Regions from separate parts of the Homo sapiens genome. Here all the other regions are linked to region 1. The links are chromatin loops, found by intact Hi-C in ENCODE. Cell type or tissue: PC-3. All regions are shown on one strand. Region 1 holds the start of LOC105373570 (a long non-coding RNA gene). Region 2 overlaps ACTR3-AS1 (ACTR3 antisense RNA 1). Region 3 overlaps ACTR3-AS1 (ACTR3 antisense RNA 1).

What was found. A loop is a pair of places that touch in the nucleus more often than their neighbours do. Peaks named below come from ENCODE experiments on the same cell type or tissue, not always from the same donor. Only the 100,000 strongest peaks of a DNase experiment are listed, where the experiment ranks them.
Region 2: it touches region 1 in a loop (4-fold over the local background); 14 of 110 quality-filtered maps call a loop at or near these places.
Region 3: it touches region 1 in a loop (6-fold over the local background); 15 of 110 quality-filtered maps call a loop at or near these places.

What each region holds. Positions count from the first base shown.
Region 1 is chr2:113,817,195-113,819,694 of GRCh38, forward strand. It overlaps LOC105373570 (a long non-coding RNA gene), which reads right to left and starts at 2,206. Exons shown (of 3, transcript XR_923227.4): 1 at 1,241-2,206. RefSeq lists enhancers at 786-1,287, 1,288-1,787. In PC-3, no CTCF peak of the experiment used is centred here; a DNase peak (open chromatin) is centred at 1,447; H3K4me3 peaks cover 1,144 bases; H3K27ac peaks cover 374 bases.
Region 2 is chr2:113,875,789-113,878,288 of GRCh38, forward strand. All of the region lies in intron 1 of ACTR3-AS1 (ACTR3 antisense RNA 1), which reads right to left. Among named protein-coding and RNA genes, the nearest start is that of ACTR3, 13 kb to the right of the region's middle. In PC-3, no CTCF peak of the experiment used is centred here; DNase peaks (open chromatin) are centred at 993 and 2,353; H3K4me3 peaks cover 774 bases; H3K27ac peaks cover 2,050 bases.
Region 3 is chr2:113,885,307-113,887,806 of GRCh38, forward strand. The region is part of intron 1 of ACTR3-AS1 (ACTR3 antisense RNA 1); the gene reads right to left. The region is part of intron 1 of LOC124906071 (a long non-coding RNA gene); the gene reads right to left. Among named protein-coding and RNA genes, the nearest start is that of ACTR3, 3.5 kb to the right of the region's middle. RefSeq lists enhancers at 1,296-1,345, 1,356-1,465. In PC-3, no CTCF peak of the experiment used is centred here; a DNase peak (open chromatin) is centred at 1,365; H3K4me3 peaks cover 1,009 bases; H3K27ac peaks cover 2,227 bases.

The DNA of each region.
Region 1 (2,500 bases):
TACCAGATAGTATCACTGGAAGGTTTTCAACTAATAGACAACTACATCACAGCTGCCACCTGCTTGACAGCGATTATAGAATGCCATCCCAATATAAGATGCAATCTGATTTTAGATATGTTAAGATGTAAGGAGGGAAACATGTTTAGAATTAATGAAATGGGGGGCACTGTATTAAAAATATATCCAAAAAGGCCGGGCATGGTGGCTCACGCCTGTAATCCCAGCACTTTGGGAGGCCAGGGCGGGTGGATCACAAGGTCAGAAGTTCAAGACCAGCCTGGCCAAGATGGTGAAACCCTGTCTCTACTAAAAATACAAAAATTAGCCAGGCATGGTGGCAGGCACCTGTAATCCCAGCTACTCGGGAGGCTGAGGCAGAGAATTGCTTGAACCCAGGAGGCAGAGGTTGCAGTGAGCCGAGACCGTGCCACTGCCCTCCAGCCTGGGCGATAGAGCAAGACTCCGTCTCAAAAAAAAAAAAAAAAAAAAAAAAAATATATATATATATATATATATATATATATATATATCTCCAAAAATCCAACCAGCTCTCCCTACTTCCAGTCTCATCTCTCTGGTCCAAACCCACATCATCTCTTTCCTGGATTATTACAGTAGTCTCCTAACAGATCTCCCTGCTTCTGTCCTTAACATCCTCTCCTCTTCTCTCCCAAATCTATTCTCAGGAGGGCATCTAGAGTCAGAGCATGTTATTTCTGCAAAGTCCTCAGTGGCTTCCCGTCTCACCCAGAGAAAAAGTTCATGTTCTTGCAGTGGCTACAGGGCCCTGCAAGACCTGGTGCCTCATTAGCTCTCTGTCTCCATCACCCCTGCCCCTCTCCCTTTGCTTGCTCCACTCTAGACAAACGGACTTCCACCTCCTGAAATTTTTACCTCTTGTACCCTCTGATTGACCTGCTCTTCTCTTGGGTAGCTGCAAGTCTCAATTTCTGAAGTGTTTCACCAAATGCCACCTTTACAATGAAGCCTCGTTTGCCTGCCTTTGACTCAAATTGCTATCACACTTGTACTCCCTAACTCTCATTTACTCCCTATCTGCCTTCCCAGCTTGCTTGCTTATTTATTTATTTACCTTTTTTGTCAGCACTTACCACTAATATAGCATATATTTGGCTTGAATATTTATTATCTAGAATGTTAGTGAGGAGTCTGGCTTTTGCTTAAGCCAAATGTGTGATCTTTCAGACCTGACTACAGGCAATTACGAAGGCCTTACCTGGCAGACCTCATACAGAAAGCTGCTGCTCTCTGAGAGACATTTGGTGCACAGCCAGTGGGTCACGGTCTCTGAAGGAAGTTGCAGTCAAGGACTCAGGCTCTCCCGGTCAGTCATGCTTTTCCTATGTTTACATTCCTGGCCCCAGAGTCTTCATTGCTAGTCTCTGGCAGACCTTGGGTAGACGTCCTTTTCAGATGCCTTTGCCAAGACCTCCTTATGCGGGGAGGAGGGAGACCTTGATGATACATTCCCCTACTCTGACTCATCACCCAGGACTTGTCCACTCCAAGCTCTCGCCGCTGCCCTCCTGCTTCAGGGTCCATAAAACTGCTTTAAGCTCTTGCTTTTACCATTGCCGTGAGTGATTAAAGGCTCGGTTCTTTTATCTCTGGCTTGTTGCTGTAACCGGCTACTCTGAGAGCTCTCTCTCTCCCAGCTCAGCTGAGCTCCTGACAATTCACTTCACAAGGGTCAGGGTTTGCTCTTTGTTTTCACTGCTGTATCTCCAGCACCTAGAAAAATATCTGGCACATATCAGGTGTTCAGCAATTTGTTGAATGAATTAGTAAGTGTCTGTTCAATTAATATAATTAATTAATTCTTGGAATAGATGCCTTGTTTTAAAATTTTATTACATATTGTTAAACCGACGTATTATACACAATGTGAAAGGAGTTATTACAATAGATTAAAGTTTCAAACAATTCTGATATTTTCATTGCCCATATGCCTTAGCTTGGGCTGCTTATAACAAAGTCCCATAAACTGGTGGCTTATAAACAGGAGGCATTTCTTAGAGTTCTGCAGGTTGCCAGTTTGAGATCAGGGTCCCAGCATGGTTGGGTTCTGGTGCGGACCCTCTTCTGGGCTGCACATGACTACTGTCTTGTTGTGTCCTCACATGGCAGAAATAGGACAAGCTAGCTTTCTGGAGTCTCTTTTATAAGGTCATTAATCCCTCCATGAGGGCTCTACCCTCATGACCTAATTACCTCCCAAAAGCCCCATTTTCTATTACACTGGGGGTTAGGATTTCAACCTATGAGTTTTTTGAGGGGGATTGGTGGGGGGACAAAAACATTCAGCTCCATTGCAGCTCACAACTTTGTTTCTTCTTCCAGCCATATAATTACAGCTAAAAGGGCCATGTTTTCTAAACTGGAAAACAAAAACAAAAACAAAAACAAAAACAAAAACAGAATAGATACAATTTTGTTTGGTGTAGCCAACAGGAAGAAGCCTTGTGAATTAATATTC
Region 2 (2,500 bases), 59 kb after region 1:
TGAGCCACCATGCCTGGCCCATAACACCTTATTTAAAAATAATCTGTCTGGATCCATACAACTTGTCTGGATAACTAAATTGGAAATTATTCCTTGTTTTAAAGTAATTCAATTGAAAATTTTTAAATTTTTTTGTTAATCAAGCACTTTTTGGTGGAATCTAAATTAACACATGTAGGAGATGCCTGTTTCACTAATTACACAGGCATCTTGCAGTAATTAATGTCTGGGAGGAAGGAATGTCTTTTGCTTACTCTCTTCTTCTTCACAAAAATGTGAATTTTGGAAAGCAATAATGGAAGCATGTAGAATTATAGAAATACAAATGTATATAACTATCACAAAAAAATGAGGCCAAAGGACTATTCAGATATAATTAGGCTATGGTAGCTGTAATTATCTAGGAAATTAATAAAATTCATTCACCTAGAAATTATTAGTGAGCATCAAATATGTGTCAGCACTAGGCTAGGGTCTCAGAACGTACAGATAAATCATAGTTCTGGCTTCAGGGAGTTATATAGATTAGAGATAAAACCTAACTACAGGGGCTGGGCACGGTAGCTCATACCTGTAATCCCACCACTTTGGGAGGCCGAGGCGGGTGGATCGCCTGAGGTCAAGGAGTTTGAGACCAGCCTGGCCAACATGATAAAATCCTGTCACTACTAAAAATACAAAAGTTAGCCGGGAGGTAGTATGTGCACCTGTAATCCCAGCTACTCGGGAGGCTGAGGCAGGAGAATCTCTTGAGCCTGCGGTGGAGGTTGTGGTGAGCTGAGATCACGACACTGCACTCCAATCTGGGCGAGAGAGTGAGACCCTATCTCAAAACCCCAAACAAAACAAACAAAAAAACCAAACCTAACTACAGGGCTATGAGAGATGACTACTGGCAAGGAGCCACAGGTAGAACAAAGGGGATGTGTCCCCAGGCAAAGGGTAGTCAGCAAGCCTGCAACCTCAGGGTTCCCGGATCTGAGCCTCTGGCTCTTGGCTAGGCAGGCCCCAAGCGTTGGCCTCCTGCCATGGCAAGCTCCAGCCTGGTCTCCCACCTTGAGCTAACATTCATATGTTGTAGACACAGCCACGCTTCCTGCTTACCTGTCACTTCCAGTTCTCGAAGGCACCCTTTTCAAATGAAAATCCGCCCCTTTTCACATCAAACAGCTCATCTGGTCCTGTGGATTACATTTCTCAGAAATGCCTCTGAACATTCGCCTCCTCTCCACCCCCACTGCCTCTGCTACAGTGCAGGTGCTCGCCATTTCTGATTTGTTCTGTCACACACTCGTTTATCAGGTCTCTCCATCTCCTGTTTTGACATGCTGTAAAGCAATTTGCCACTGGAAAAAAGGGCTCTCTTTTTTTTTTTGAGACGGAGTCTCGCTCTGCTGCCCAGGCTGGAGTGCAATGGCATGATCTCGGCTCACTGCAACCTCTGCCTCCCAAGTTCAAGTGATTCTCCTGCCTCAGCCTCCCTAAAGTCTGGGATTACAGGTGCACGCCACCAAGCCCGGCTAATTTTTGTATTTTTAGTAGACGTGGGGTTTCACCATATTGGCCAAGCTGGTCTCGAACTCCTGACCTCAGGTGATCCACCCGCCTCGGCCTCCCAAAGTGCTGGGATTTCAGGTGTGAGGCATCGTGCCCGGCCTCTCTTTCCAAAGTATGTTATTATTTTTCCCAAGACCCTTTGACGGATCCTCATTTCCTACACACAGTGGTTCTCAAACTTGGATGTACTCCAGAATTACATAGGAAATTCTTCATTTTTTTAGACGAGGTCTTGCTATGTTTCTCAGGTTGGTCTCAAACTCTTGACCTCGTGTGATCCTCCGGCCGCAGTCTCCCAAGTAGCTGAGATTATAGGCGTGCCACTGAGCCCAGCTGGAAATTTTTTTAAAACACAGATTCCTCTGAATCAAAATTTCTAGAAGTGAGGTCTGAGCAATCTGTATTTTTAACAAGTTATCCAGATGGCTCTTTACTGTCAGTCTGGTTCCAGCTGAGGGAGTTTTAGAATTACAAGGCAAAGTCCAAACTTAGCACACAAAGTCATTCACATCAACTCTTCCCCTGTACACACCCTATGTCATAGCCAGAGTTGTAACCCATTTCTTAAACACCCAGGGTTCTTTTAAGTCTCTGTGTCATTGTATGTTATTTTCTCTAGAATTGCCTTTAACCTCCTTTCCACCCTGGAAAGCATTCCCTAAGCCATCTTTGAAGCTTTCTTTGATCTCTAACTTAGAGTCCTCCTCTCCTTCTAAAGCCCTGTGTTAATCACTTGTCATGGTGTACTTTAATTTTTACTTGCCTGTTTCTCTTTACGGTACTTTGACTTCAAAGGGTGGGGCTGCAAATTAGTCATCTCCTTAGAGTCCAGCCTTGTTCCTAGTTCCTAACTGGCACTTAATATAAACGAATGAATGAATGGACAAATGAAGAGAATGCTAGTTATGATAAAGAATTGGCCGTGTATGAGACTACTTCTCTT
Region 3 (2,500 bases), 68 kb after region 1:
GTAGCATTAAAAGAGTAGGCACATGGGCCCCAAGATAACATCTGTGAAGAGGAGGACCAGTGTGTGTTTCCTTTTGTATGTTTAAGTACTAAGTCAGTGATTACTTTATAATTAAACCATATTCCTCTTGATCTGTCCATAATAAGGTCACTCTGTAATTTATAATAGGCTTCTTACCAAATTCAAGCTTTACAACAACCCTATAGGTTAAATATTCCTGTGAATTTTATAGATGAAGAAACAGAGTAAGTGAAAGAGTTCATACTCAATTCAAGTCTCTTGAGTCTAAAATCAGTGCTCTCTCTACATAAGAAGTTAGTTGCTAAGATCACACAACTTGAGAAGAGAGAAGACAGTTTTCACAGTCCCTCCCCTCTGACCACTAGGCTGCTTGGGGTACTTTTACAACTTACCTGCTCTGAATTAAGGCTCTCTGTGAATCTGATTCATCTGCCAATTTGCAAACAGTCAGCCCTGTAGTACGTACCTAAGTTGATTTTTAAAATACTATTTCTCATCTTAAAATAATGGAAATTGAGTGACATAAATTTCCTGGACACTTTTTAAGATCCAAAGACAATTTGCTAATTTGTCGTTACAATTAAAGAGCCCCCCAAAAGGCGTAAGAACTGGATTTTGACTTGGACTTCTGTTCCTTAGTTTCTTTAACATATTGGGGGCCGGGAGTGGTGGCTCACACCTGTAATCCCAGCACTTTGGGAGGCCGAGGCGGGCAGATCACGAGGTCAGGAGATTGAGACCATCCTGGCTAACACAGTGAAACCCCGTCTCTACAAAAAATACAAAAAAAAAAAAAAAAAATTAGCCGGGTATGGTGGCGGGCGCCTGTAGTCCCAGCTACTCAGGAGGCTGAGGTAGGAGAATGGCATGAACCCAGGAGGCAGAGCTTGCAGTGAGCCGAGATCGCACTACACTGCACTCCAGCCTGGGCGACAGAGCAAGATTCCATCTCAAAAAAAAAAAGAAAAAGATATTGGGAAAACTCACTTAAACTCTATGGGCTTCTGTACCACTAAGGCTTCTCAAATTTGATGCAAGTAATGGGAACTTGCTGTGGCTAACTTGAGCCACAGGAGAAGGATACTGCAAGACTCACAAATGCTTGAAAGTTTCGGAACAGGTTTGGAAATGGGTAAGAACCAAGGACCGGGTTGACCTGAACTGAAAGGAAATTGAGGTGCTATTAGGGACAAATATGAAATGAAGGATGAACTGTCTCTGACATCCTTTGCTTCTGTGTTTGGAGATGAGTAAGCAGGGAGTGGGTGCATATGCAAACAGGGTGGTCAGAAATGCTTTGGCCGGATGTGTGACTGAAGGCTATGTGCAGCTGAGGAAGGCTGGGCCACCACAGTAGCAGAGAGGCTGACCAATTTGGCATGCAGCAAGCAGGAAGTAGAAGGGATCTTAAGCAAGCAAAGTGTTTGGGTAGACAAGATTATGAGGAATGAGCACCAATGACATTTCCAACAAGCACTGAAAGCTTCCAAATGCTTCTAACAGTTACTGCCTGTACAAACACAGGACAGTCTTGACTATGTGAGACTGTGACAGTTTCCTCATGCCTATGAAATGAGAGACAGTACTTAGCACTGACATGAGCTTCATATTTGAAGGCAGCAAACTACTGAACCACATGTAGCTTCCGAAATCAAAAGATGCAAACTGGCAGACCACAGGTCAGATATGACATGCAGAAAAAAATTAGTTACTATCTTAGCCTAGTTTGTGCTGCTTACAGAATATCAGAGACTGGGTACTTTATAGAGAACACAAATTATTTTTCATAGTTTTAGAGGCTGGGAAGTCCAAGATCAAAGGGCCATCATCTCGTGAAGGCGTCCCTGCTGTGTCAAAACATGGTGGAAGGCATCACATGGGCAAAAGAGAGAGAGGGAAGCGGGGGCAAACTCCTTTTTATCAGGCACCCAGTCCTGTGATTCATTCATGAAGACAGTGTCCTCCTGGCCTAATCACCTCTTAAAGCTCCCACCTCTCAGCACTGTTGCACTGGAAATTATATTTCTCACACATGAACTTTGGGGAACACATTCAAACCATTACAGTTACCAAAGATAAAAATGCAGATTTCAGATTTCTCTTGGGGAAGAAAAAAGGCTCTGGCAATACCAGGGCTGTATTTCCACATGGCAACAGTTGTCTGTTGCCTTCTGTTGGGTTGTGGGCTCTCACATTGCCATACCCTCCTCATGGCCCCCTTCACTCATAACAGTACCTGCCTAGACCTCGAAGCACTAGTTTCCAACCCTGCTTGAGTTAACTACTTCCATGACAACTGTGCAAGGCCAGAGTGTGGGCAGCTACCTTGAGGGCCACCGGCATGGGCTGCCCAAGTGACCGAGGGCACTAACCTCTGCTCTCGAAACTTCTTTGGTAGGATCTCTTCACTCCTGACTTACTACTTGTAACTGCTGGAAACAACCATTTATTCTACCCCTACTAAACCACATCTGTCTTT